Linked DNA regions of Homo sapiens: region 1 is linked to region 2. A link is a loop called in an ENCODE intact Hi-C map of the cell type or tissue named here. Cell type or tissue: IMR-90. All regions are shown on one strand. Each heading gives the region's core, and the rest is flanking DNA. Links, peaks and the distances in the headings are about the cores only.

What was found. Peaks named below come from ENCODE experiments on the same cell type or tissue, not always from the same donor. Only the 100,000 strongest peaks of a DNase experiment are listed, where the experiment ranks them.
Region 1: a loop joins it to region 2, with 4 times the contacts of the local background. A loop is called at or near these places in 70 of 110 quality-filtered maps.

The regions. Positions count from the first base shown.
Region 1 is chr7:151,752,056-151,757,430 of GRCh38, reverse strand. All of the region lies in intron 3 of PRKAG2 (protein kinase AMP-activated non-catalytic subunit gamma 2), which reads left to right. Among named protein-coding and RNA genes, the nearest start is that of PRKAG2-AS2, 52 kb to the left of the region's middle. RefSeq lists enhancers at 1-568, 1,757-2,538, 804-4,484, 4,105-4,888. In IMR-90, for the core only: a CTCF peak has its summit at 3,159 (motif pointing left); DNase peaks (open chromatin) are centred at 1,190, 1,760, 3,090 and 4,040; H3K27ac peaks cover 3,353 bases.
Region 2 is chr7:151,629,823-151,635,197 of GRCh38, reverse strand. PRKAG2 (protein kinase AMP-activated non-catalytic subunit gamma 2) reads left to right here. Exons shown (of 16, transcript NM_016203.4): 5 at 3,060-3,129. Among named protein-coding and RNA genes, the nearest start is that of RHEB, 110 kb to the right of the region's middle. RefSeq lists an enhancer at 1,766-2,115 and silencers at 2,486-3,355, 3,506-3,605. In IMR-90, for the core only: a CTCF peak has its summit at 2,716 (motif pointing right); DNase peaks (open chromatin) are centred at 2,907 and 3,017; H3K4me3 peaks cover 1,908 bases; H3K27ac peaks cover 882 bases.

The DNA.
Region 1 (5,375 bases), core at 317-5,316, 120 kb before region 2:
TGGGGATCTTTTTCAGAGGATCTGTGCTGGGAGCTGTTTGAAATTCGAATGAGTCTTTCAGAGAAGTTTATTTAACTTGTAAAACTTCAGGTCCTTTCACACCATTTCAGCGTTGGATCACAGACAGCTCTTCCTTTATATCCCAGCAACTTGAGTTTATTTTTCAAATAAAAGTCTGTTTTCCCATAAAATGCCAAAGGTTTTGTGCTTTGTGTGGAGGAATGAGCCCAAGCTTTTAAGACTTTAATTTAGAGCCTCTGAGTCTTGCATTTCCATCCCAAGGGCTCCCGGGGCTGAGGAGCACCCCACTCCAGCTTGCCCCGCAGAACAAACGCCAGGCAGTGGTTCAGCGAGTGAGCATCAATAGGGCCATTGTCCCTAAATATAGAGCAAGACCAAAAACCGGGGGGTCAGACTCGAGTAATTTTAGGACTCCAGCATTTAGGCCTGAAGCTCACCGCTGGTTACTCCCCCGAATCGCAGCGCTGACCCCGTCTGAATCGTCTCCTGCAGATGGCCCTAGCTCAGCTGTCAGCCCGGGTCCTACCTGGAAGAGGGTTACTCTCCGTACTAAAAGCAGATGGAGTTTAATACACGGACGTCACAGTTCTGATTATGTGGCTGCGTGGTTATAAAGGTGAGGAAAGAGCTGAGACGCCAGACTAGAGTTTGGGAAGCGACCCACCGATGAGTAAGGAAAATCCTTTCCCACCCCAGGTGGGAGAAGGGAAGAGGGCGGCGCTGGGAGCCCTGGCGGGGCTGGAACCAGGAGCTGCAGTTGGTCTGTCTGGCAGGAACGGGAGCCAAAGGGGCTGTAGCTATGGTCAGATGTTGCCCAAGGTGTCTCCCTGTCTCCTGCCCAGCGGGAGCCTGGACACATGGCAGCAGGGGTCAGAGGTCAGCCCCTGCATCCAGGCAGAGTAGGGGTGAGGATTGAGCATGAGAGCAGCGCAGGTACCCGCTCGCCTGGAGGCACCACTGAGTCGTTGCGTGTGCCTGAGCCATGTGCTGAGCGGGGTGCCCGAGATGCACCCACAAATCCATCTAGGGTCCCTCCCAGCATTGCAAGGACAGGAAACCTTTGGTGCCTCAGAGGCAGAGAGGTTCCTGGGGAAGCTCTGGTGGCTCCTACGTTAAAAGGAACCCACACTTCCTTCGTTGCAGTCACGTGTGTGGTGTGTGTTCCTGGGGCATTGCTCACATGACCTGTACGTGAGTCATTTTACTCCTCACTTTCAGGGAGGCCACAGGGGCCTGTGGGACTGTACCGATGGTGCAGAGGCGAGACCTGCTTTGGGGGCAGAGGGACCTGTGGCTGCCGGCATCACTGGTGGTCCAGGGGGAGAGGCCTGAGAAGAGGAGGAGACCAATGGGGGATGGGAGAGGAGGCGGGAGAGGGCAGTGGAAGTATTTGTGTTTGCGCACAGGTAGAGACACTGAGGACTTTTCTCCACTTCCACCTGGGAGGGCCCCGCAGCCTCCTGGAGGAACCTCATGGTGTGCACAGGTGATTTATATCATTAATACCAAAGAACACGAGCAACTGCTAAAGTGAGTTGCTTTAGGCACCGGGGTGAAACTGGGAAGGCTCGTGAGGGGCCGTGGCCCCCGTGAGAGTCCCCTTGCTGCCTTGGAAATGACTCTGCCCAGCAAGGAGAGGAGTCTCTTCAAACAGCAGTTGACAAATGTTTCCTGTAAAAAGCCAGATGGTAAATGTCTTAGACTTCGAAGGCCACGTGGTCTCTTTTGCAACTACGAAGCCATAGACAAAGTATAAACTAATGGTGCAGCTGTGTTCCAATAAGTATTTATAAAAGCAGGTGGCCAGCAGGATTGGGCCATTGGGTAGTAATTTGCCAACTCCTGTTTTTAAAACATAAATCCCATCATGTCATCCCCTGTTCAACCCCTTGACGCCGCCCCAGCACATTTAAATGAAAACTCCAAGCCCCACCACACATGGCCTCTGAGGTCCTCTGAGGTCACCCTGGGCTGGCTCTGACTGTGTCTTGTGCACACCCACCCCCTGTCTTCCTCTGCTCAGGCTCATGTCCCCTAGGCCCTCTGCCTGAAACACCCTGAGATGCTGAGCATGTCCCCTAGGCCCTCTGCTAGAAAACACCCTGGAGCCAGAACACCCTTGAGGCTGTGCTGTGCCGTGCCTCCCAGATTCCCGATTCCTTCAAGAATGAGGAACTCACTCCCAGCTGTGGGTGTGACAGACAGATGGCCCTCAGCTAAGGAGCACCACCTCGCCAGCCTTCAGCCCCTCCCAGAGCCGGCCTACGCCCAATAACCGGCCGATGTACATAAAGGACCAGCCCCCGACCCCCGCTCAGGACAGCTCTGAAGGGGCATCCGGGCTTCAGAACTCTCTGTCGGGGCTTCACGGGGTCTCCATCGCCCCTTTGTCAGGCCCAAGAGCACTCCCTGATGTACATCCAACATGCTCATTTCCATCCCAGAGCCTGCCTCTCAGAGAGCCTGCAGCGACCCTTCCTGCAGATAGACACAGGTGGGGTCCCTTCCTTCAGGTCGCTGCTCCAACTTTCCAATACCACAGTGGCCTTCGGAAGGAAGGGAGGCAGGGGAACTGAGGGGACCGCGAAGGTAGGGCCTGGAGAAGTGCTGGGGAGTGAGGTGCAGCTCGAAGTGCTGGAGAGTGAGGTACTCGAAGTTAGGGCCTGGAGAGGTGGTGGGGAGTCAGGTGCGGCGGAGGGGGTTGGGTGGGCGGGAGAACAGGGACTATATGAAGCCAAAGCCCAGCCTCCCTCAGGGCTGTGCCCTGTGAGTTGTACAAAGGGCCCTGGGTCTGTCCCCAGATGTTGCCATGATCCAGAATTACTGTGAGCTTTACCCTGTACCCGACAAAAAAGATTGACTCTGGCTTGCCCAAGTCTGCCCCTAAGCCCCAGTGCTGGCCCAGCCAACGCGGGCACCCTGGGCCCCCCGCTCACTGGCCACAGCTGGAGCCTTCCGGACCAGGGCAGCTGATGAGGTCTGAATACTGGGGCTGAGCAGACTCCAGAAAAACGTGACTCATCTTGCCTGCCCACAAAGAAAGGAAAAGTATGTGCGGCATCCAAGTTTCCTGAAAAGTTCAGCCAACACATTGCAGAGTTATGTGGCCTGGCATCCCGTGTGGTCCCTGGGGACAGCGCCCTCTGGCGCCAGCCTGGAAGACGTCCCCAGCCAGGGCTGGCCTGCACATCCTGTGTCCAGGCTGTTATTATTTGGGAGAAGCCAACGAAAAATTCCCGGAAGAATCTCCTTGCCCTCAGCGAGTTAGAGTCCTCTAGTTCTCTCAGGGCCTGCTTTGGTGATGCTCCCACCTTCGGAGACAGTAAAAGGCAGCACTAACACATGCTCTTACTTAACACACAGGCCCACTGTAGCTCTTTTTCTTTTTTTCGAGATGCGGTCTTGCTCTGCCTCTCAGGCTGGAGTGCAGTGGTGCGATCACAGTTCACTGCAACTCAAGCGATTCTCCTACCCCAACCTCCTGAGTAGCTGCGACTACAGGTGTGCACCATCATGCCCGGCTAATTTTTAAATATTTTGTAGAGATGGGGTTTTGCCATGTTGCCCAGGCTGGTCTCAAACACCTGGGCTTAAGCGATCCTCCTGCCTTGACCTCCCAAAGTGCTGGGATCATAGGCACAAGCCACTGCTCAGCCTGTATTTCTTAATTCCTTTTTTAAAATAACACTTTAGGGCTGGGCGAGGTGGCTCACGCTTGTAATTCCAGCACTTTGGGAGGCCAAGGTAGTGGATCACTTGAGCCCAGGAGTTCGAGACCAGCCTGAGCAACATGGTGAGACTCTGTCTCTAAAAAAACAATTATTAAATAATAAATAACATTTTATTTTGACAATTTCAAACATAAAGTCACAAAAATAATACAAAGAGTTCTCATATCCTTTTCACCCAGATTGCCCGATGTTAGCATTTCACCAGATCTGCCCATATCTCATTTCTCACGATCTCTCACTGTGTGTTTATATGAATTCTGAACCCCTGAGAGGAATTTGCAGACATCATATCCCTTTACCCCTAAATATTTCAGTGGATGTTTCATAAAAACAGGGTCATTCTCCTAACCACAGTATAATTGTCAAAATCAGGAAATCAGCACAAATATCATGCTATCAGCTAAGCTGCAGGCTTCATTCACATTTTGTGCCTTGTCTCAGGGGCGTCATTTCTTGGAAGAGGAGACCTCCAGCCACGCGTTTTGTTTCGTTGTCCTTTCTCTTCAGTCTCTTCATCTGGAACAGCTCCTCAGTCCTGTCTCATCTGTCACGACCTGAGCACTTTTCAGGAGGACAACGGCCAGTTCTTGTGTCACCTGCCCTTCGACATTTCCTCACCATCAGAGCCAGCCTCCGCCCTCAGGTGGGCACCCACCCATCCGTGGGCTGCCCTGGGCTTCTGCATCCCAGCAGGGTCACCCGATGCGGCCGCGACACCTTTCCGGTGAAGTGGACGCCGGTCACTTGGTGAAGGGGGCGTCTGCCACCATAAAGTTCTCTACTTTAATAAAGGGCTTACTTTCCCCCTTGTCACCAGTCAGGGCTTCAGGGGGACCTACTTTGGGATTGTGTAAATGTCTTCTTTCTCATCAAACTTTCACTTGCTAGTTTTAGGATTGATATGTATTTCTTGCCTGAATTGTTACTATAGTAATTACCAAAAGGCGATTTTCTAAATTTATCATGAATTCTACATTGACTGGTTGGAATGCTACTTTAAAGAACAGGTTTTTCTTCTCTCCCTGTGTGTGTATGTATCTATGGACTCATGGATTTGTATCCTATTCAGTGCCATGTTATTTCTCATTATCAAATATTTTAAAAAATTTTTATTTTAGGTTTGGGGGTCCATGTGAATGTTTGTTACATAGATAAAGATGTGTCATGGGGGTCTGTTGTACATATTATTTCATCACCCACGTATTTCATCATGTATTAGGCTCAGTACCCAATAGTTATCTTTTCCGTTCCTCTCCCTCCTCCCACCCTCTGCCTCTTAAGTAGCCCCCAGTGTTTGTCGTTTCTTTCTTTGTGTTCGTAAGTTCTTATTATTTAGCCCCCACTCATAAGTGAGAACATGCAGCACTTGGTTTTCTGTTCCTGTGTTAGTTTGCTAAGGATGATCGCCTCCAGCTCCATCCATGTTCCCTCAAAAGACGTGATCTCTTTCTTTTTTATGGCTGTGTAATATTCCGCAGCACATATGTACTACATTTTCTTTATCTGGTCTGTCATTGATGGGCATTTAGGTTGATTCCATGTCTTCATTATCAAGTTTTTGATGCTCAAATTGTCCTAGACGTGGCCAGCAGGAGCCTCTCCAGGCGGATCACTGTGTCCTTT
Region 2 (5,375 bases), core at 188-5,187:
AGGCAGATCACCTGAGGTCGGGAGTTCAAGACCAGCCTGACCAATATGGTGAAACCTCATCTCTACTAAAAATACAAAAATTAGCTGACCTGTGGTAGCATGTGCCTGTAATCCTAGCTACTCAGGAGGCTGAGACAGGAAAATTGCCTGAACCTGGGAGGTAGAGGTTGCAGTGAGTTGAGATAGGTCCACTGCGCTCCAGCCTGGGCCACAGAGGGAGACCCTGTCTCAAAAAAAAAAGAAAAAAAAAAAAAAAAACAGTGGTTCCATTTTGCATTCCCACCAGCAGTGTAGAAGTAATCCTGTCTGTCTCTCTACATCCTTACCAGCATTTGATGTTGTTACTATTGTGATTTTAGCCATTTTAACAGTTGTGTAGTAGTATCTCATTGTGGTTTTAATTCGCATTTATATAATGGCTAATGACTTTGAACATCTTTTCATGCACTAATTTGCCATCTGTATATCTTTCTTGGTGAAACAGCTCTGTGTCATTTGCCTATGTTCTAATTGGATTATTTTCTCCATTTTCTGTTTAATATTGGTAGTGTTTATGTATTCCAGACATTTTTATTTTATTTTATTTTTGCTATTCCTTGGAGAGCAGGGCTAACCCTATAGGCAGTGTGCTAGTAATTTGTTGGCTATGTGATTTGCAAGTATTTTCTCCTACTGTGTAGCTTTTCTTTTCATCCTCTTAACAGGGTCTTTCGCAGAGCAAAAATTCTTAATTTTAATGAGGTCCATTTATGTTTTTCCTTTTATGGACTGTGTTTTTGGTGTCAAGTCTAACTTTTGCCTTGCCCCAGTTCCCAAATATTTTCTCCAAAAAGTTTCATAGTTTTAAGTTCACGATCCAATGTGAGCTAATTTTTGTGTAAAACGCAAGGCTTAGGTTGGGGTTTGTTTTTGTCTTTTTACCTTTTGATATCCAATTACTCCAGTTCTATTGCTTTTACACCTCCATCAAAAATTGGTTTGCCATGTTTGCATGGGTCTATTTCTGGGTTTTCTATTTATTTCTATTGATTATTATATCCATTCTTCTGCCAATACCATTGTCTTGATTGCTGTATCTATATAGTTTGCTTTAATATTAAGCGACTTCAAGATTAAAGAATTCTACTGTAGTCCCAGCTACTTGGGAGGCTGAGGCAGGAGAATGGCGTGAACCCAGGAAGCAGAGCTTGCAGTGAGCCGAGGTTGCGCCACTGCACTCCAGCCTGGGTGACAGAGCGAGACTCCGTCTCAAAAAAATAATAAATAAATAAATAGAATTCTAGAGCTTGCACCTTTCCATATAAATTTTAGAATAAGCTTATTTATGTCTTTAAAAAAAACCCTAATTTGGTAGCAATTGCATTAAACCAAAAGATTAATCTGGGGGAGAATTGTCATTTTTACTATGTTGGGGCTTCCAGCTCAGGACTGTCTCTCCATTTATTAGCTCGTCTTTCATCTACAGTTTGTGATTTTCAGCATACAGCTACTATACATGGTTTCTTGAGTTTATGCCTAAGTATTAATTTTCTTTGAAGTGATTGTATTAAGTGATATTGTTTTATATATTTTTCCATGTGTTCATTGTTAGTTTATAGAAATGTGATTGATTTTTGTGTGTTGATCTTGTATGCTATGACCTTACCAAACTCACTAATTCCAGGTGAGTTTTTTCTTTCTTTTGTAGATTCTTTGATATTTTGTATGTAGATAACATGTTATCTACACAGGTGTTTTTCTTCCTTTCCAATCTGTATGCGTTTTCTTTCCTTTTCTTGCCTTATTGCAGGGCCTAGTACTTCTAGAACCATGTTGAATAGGATTAGTGAGAGCAGACACCCTGGCCTGGTTTCTGAACTTCATAGGGAAAACAGTCTTTCACTATGAAGTATGGTATCTGCTGTAGCTTTTTACCATGAAACATCTTAGTTTTGTTTTCTTTTTCTCTCCCCACCCCTTTTCTTTTTTTAAGAGGTTTAAGACTTAGGGATTGGCGCAAGTAAGATGACAAAGCTAAACGAGAGGCATTTTCAGGACTTCCTCTTTCAGGCCCGGCTTGCAAGAGCGCTAGGGCCAAGCTCCTTTCAGCCCTAATCGGTACTGGAGCTAATCGCATTCGCGGCGCCCGTGCACTCTGCAGGGATGGGCCGTGGGGCCAGGGACCTCAGTCCCCTCTCGGCCTGTCCTGCCCTTCCAGGAGGCTAGCGGCTGCTGGCCGCGCAGCCTGCCAACCTGAGTTGGCCATAGTAGAGTCTCAGATACCCAGCTCCTGAGCGGCCAGGGCCAGATTCAGGGTGTGTACGTTTTTGGCAGCGGCTCCCCAACCGAGAAGACACTCGGCTGCGAAGAGAGGACGCGAATTAAGAGTTCCATGCTGGAAAAAAAAAAATGGATAGCGACAAAGTGCATCTACAATACGTGTAGCCCACGGAACGATTTTTGTTAAGGGGGCCGAGGATGGGCAGTTACATCTAAAATTTGGAAAGGGAAGAGGAAAGCGAGAAAGGATCCCCTAGCTGGCGCCCCGGGGCGTTCTGCAGCCTCCAGCCCCTCTCCCCCTCCCCGCGCCGCGGAGCCCACACCTGCGCAGGTGGAGCCTGCCGAGCGCGGCCGCCGGTGCTGGGAAGGTGAGCGGCGCCGGGGGGCGGAGTGGGGGCGGGCCGCGGGCCTCTCCCAATGGCGGCACGGCGGGGAGGACGCGGGCCACGGCCGGAGGGGGGCGCCCCGGGCCCAGGCGCTGCCGCCCTCGAGCTCCCGGGTCCCTTCCCACGCTTCCTCCCGGGCGGGCCGTACCAAGGCGCGGGGGGGAGCGGCGCGTCCCACTCGCGGAGGGGCACGCGGGCCGCGGCCGCGCCACCTGCGGCGGCGGCGGCGGCCTCGGGCGGGTGGGGGCAGCGCTCCCGCTCCGCCCCCGGCCCCCGCTGCCCGCGTCCCCTGCCAGGCCCCTCCTCCCGGCGGCGCGGCAGAGCCAGGCCCCAGCGCTCGGCCGGCCGCGAGCCCGCCGGCCGGGGACGAGCGTCGCAGCTCATGCTGATCGCTGTCCTCCTCCTCCCCCTCAGGCGGCGCTGGCGGCGGCCCTGGGACCCGCGGAAGCCGGCATGCTGGAGAAGCTGGAGTTCGAGGACGAAGGTGAGTGCGCCCCGCCCGCTGCCGGCCCGGCGCTCCCACGGCCCGGCCGCCCGAGGACCGGGACCCGCGGGGACCCCGCGCCCCATCTCCGGCGCTGCCCCACGGCGAGCTGCGTCCTGCGGAAGCCCAGGGGCCGGGGCGGGAACCGGGGCGGGGATGCGGGCGCCGGCGAGCTCGGGCTGCGGGGTACCGGGCGTCCGCGGAGGGGACGCGAGCCAGGCTCCCAGAGCGCAGCCCTGAGCCCGGCATCCACACGGACGGGCGGCCCTTTTGTCCTTACTCGCCGAACTCGAATTACAGCAAGGTGTCAGGGAGCGCTAATTGTTTGTGCTTGTCACCATGCACTCGGAGGCAACCCCGAATCATACCCACAGTCCAGACCCTTTAATCATAGACTGGTGCCCTTATCTGCGCCTGTGAAGATATGACCGGTAGGGTGTGTCTTCTTTTTTAATGGGGAAAGTTAAATAGGAAAACCTGAAGAGGTTATTGAATCGGTGTTGAGTTCAGGCGACCCTCTCACTCCGTCATTTCTGTCGCCTCTCCTCTCACTTGGTTGTTTTTTTTCCCTCTCCTGTCTTCTTCTTGTATCTTACAGGTAAATAACTTGGATCTTATTTGGAGGCTGTTAACATTTGAAAGGCATGAGCTCGTTCTTTGGCAAAATTAATATTTAAAATGGAATGTGACGAGCTTTCACCAGGATCTTATTTTGAAGCTGTTAACATTTGAACGGGATGAGCTTGCTCTTACGCAAAATTAATATGTAAAATGAAATGTGATGAGCTCAGAGTCGGGAAAGAACTTTATATAAGATGCTTGACAATTCGAGGACTTGAAAAGGCGTTCACACTGTCTTGTGTGCTTCCATTATTTATTTAGCAACTTCTCTTTTTTCCAGGAGTATTGATAGAATAAAGCTCTCGAAACAAAGAACGTGCCATGTGGATGCTGTCCCTTGTGCCAACTTTACTTTAATACCTCTGTTCATTCACAGTCAGGCAATTACTTAAATAAGCCTGCACAGCCAGCATGGACGTGTTAACCCAATAGAATTAGCCGGGTGCCTGTTATCTTTGAGATTCACTGCAGCATTTCACAAACATGTTAGCTGGAAGAGAACGCGTTCATAGTCATTGTCATTAAAAGTGTTTGTCTGTATTTATTGGTAACAAATGGTGCATTTCAGAATTTTACCGGACTTAATTTGCATTTCATCCTACAGAAAAATAATCCAGGGTCTTCATTCGAACCCATCTCACTATTCCTCAGTTTTATTATATTGCAGGCCAAATCTTGGCCGCTGTCCACAGGGTGGAATGGTGTGCCCGTTCCATAAGACTTTGAATGTCTAAATCACCAGGGTTTTGTCTCTTATATTAGTAAGAATGAGAGTCTTTTACAGTTACAATTTTTGCAAATTAGCAGGGAGGCAAGAAGAACTAGAGAGCAGCTTCTGTTCGAGAGGAATCGCTACTACTTATTTAGCTGTGTGACCTTGGACAAGTTACTTAACCTCTCTGTGCCTTGGTTTTCTCATTTCTAAAATAGAGCTAATATCAGGTGTTTTGAGGATTAAATGAGCCAATCCGTATCATGGCATTTAAAAACAGTGTAAACCCATAGTGAGTACTTCATAAATGTTAGTTACTATTATCGCTTAAGTGCCATTAAGCATTGTACTGAATTCATGAGCTTTTTAAGATTTTTATTAATGAAACCCAACACAGAGATTCTTCTCAACACAGATTTGGTGTCCTGTCCCTTTTCTTCTTCTTACTTGAGATTTATTAATTTAATTATGCATTTCTCTAAGCAGATATACACTCTTTTTTTTCTTTTCATTGTGTCTGCCAATGTAATGAATGTAAAGTATTAAACCTAAGTGTCTAAGAGAGGAATTTCCCCTCTTCACCCATCTATTTTTATCTATATTGCTGTCATTCCTTTAAAGCACACCGAATCCCACGAATAACCCTGTCAAACTTTTCTAGATTCTTAAGGAGGCAGAATGTTAAACAGTGACTTTGAGGCTGAGCTGAGCTGGAAGAAAGAACAGTGTTGGCGTGGTAGTCCAAATGCAGCTTTGTTTCTTTTGAACTTTAAATTGCTTATTCATCCAAAATACAGGAAAATTGAATATCAAGCAGAATCTCACACTTATTTAGCAGGGACAAAAGTCCCAGCAGTAAGACATTACACCTCTAAATATCCTACATAATAGGGAGCCCTTGACGAGATCCTCA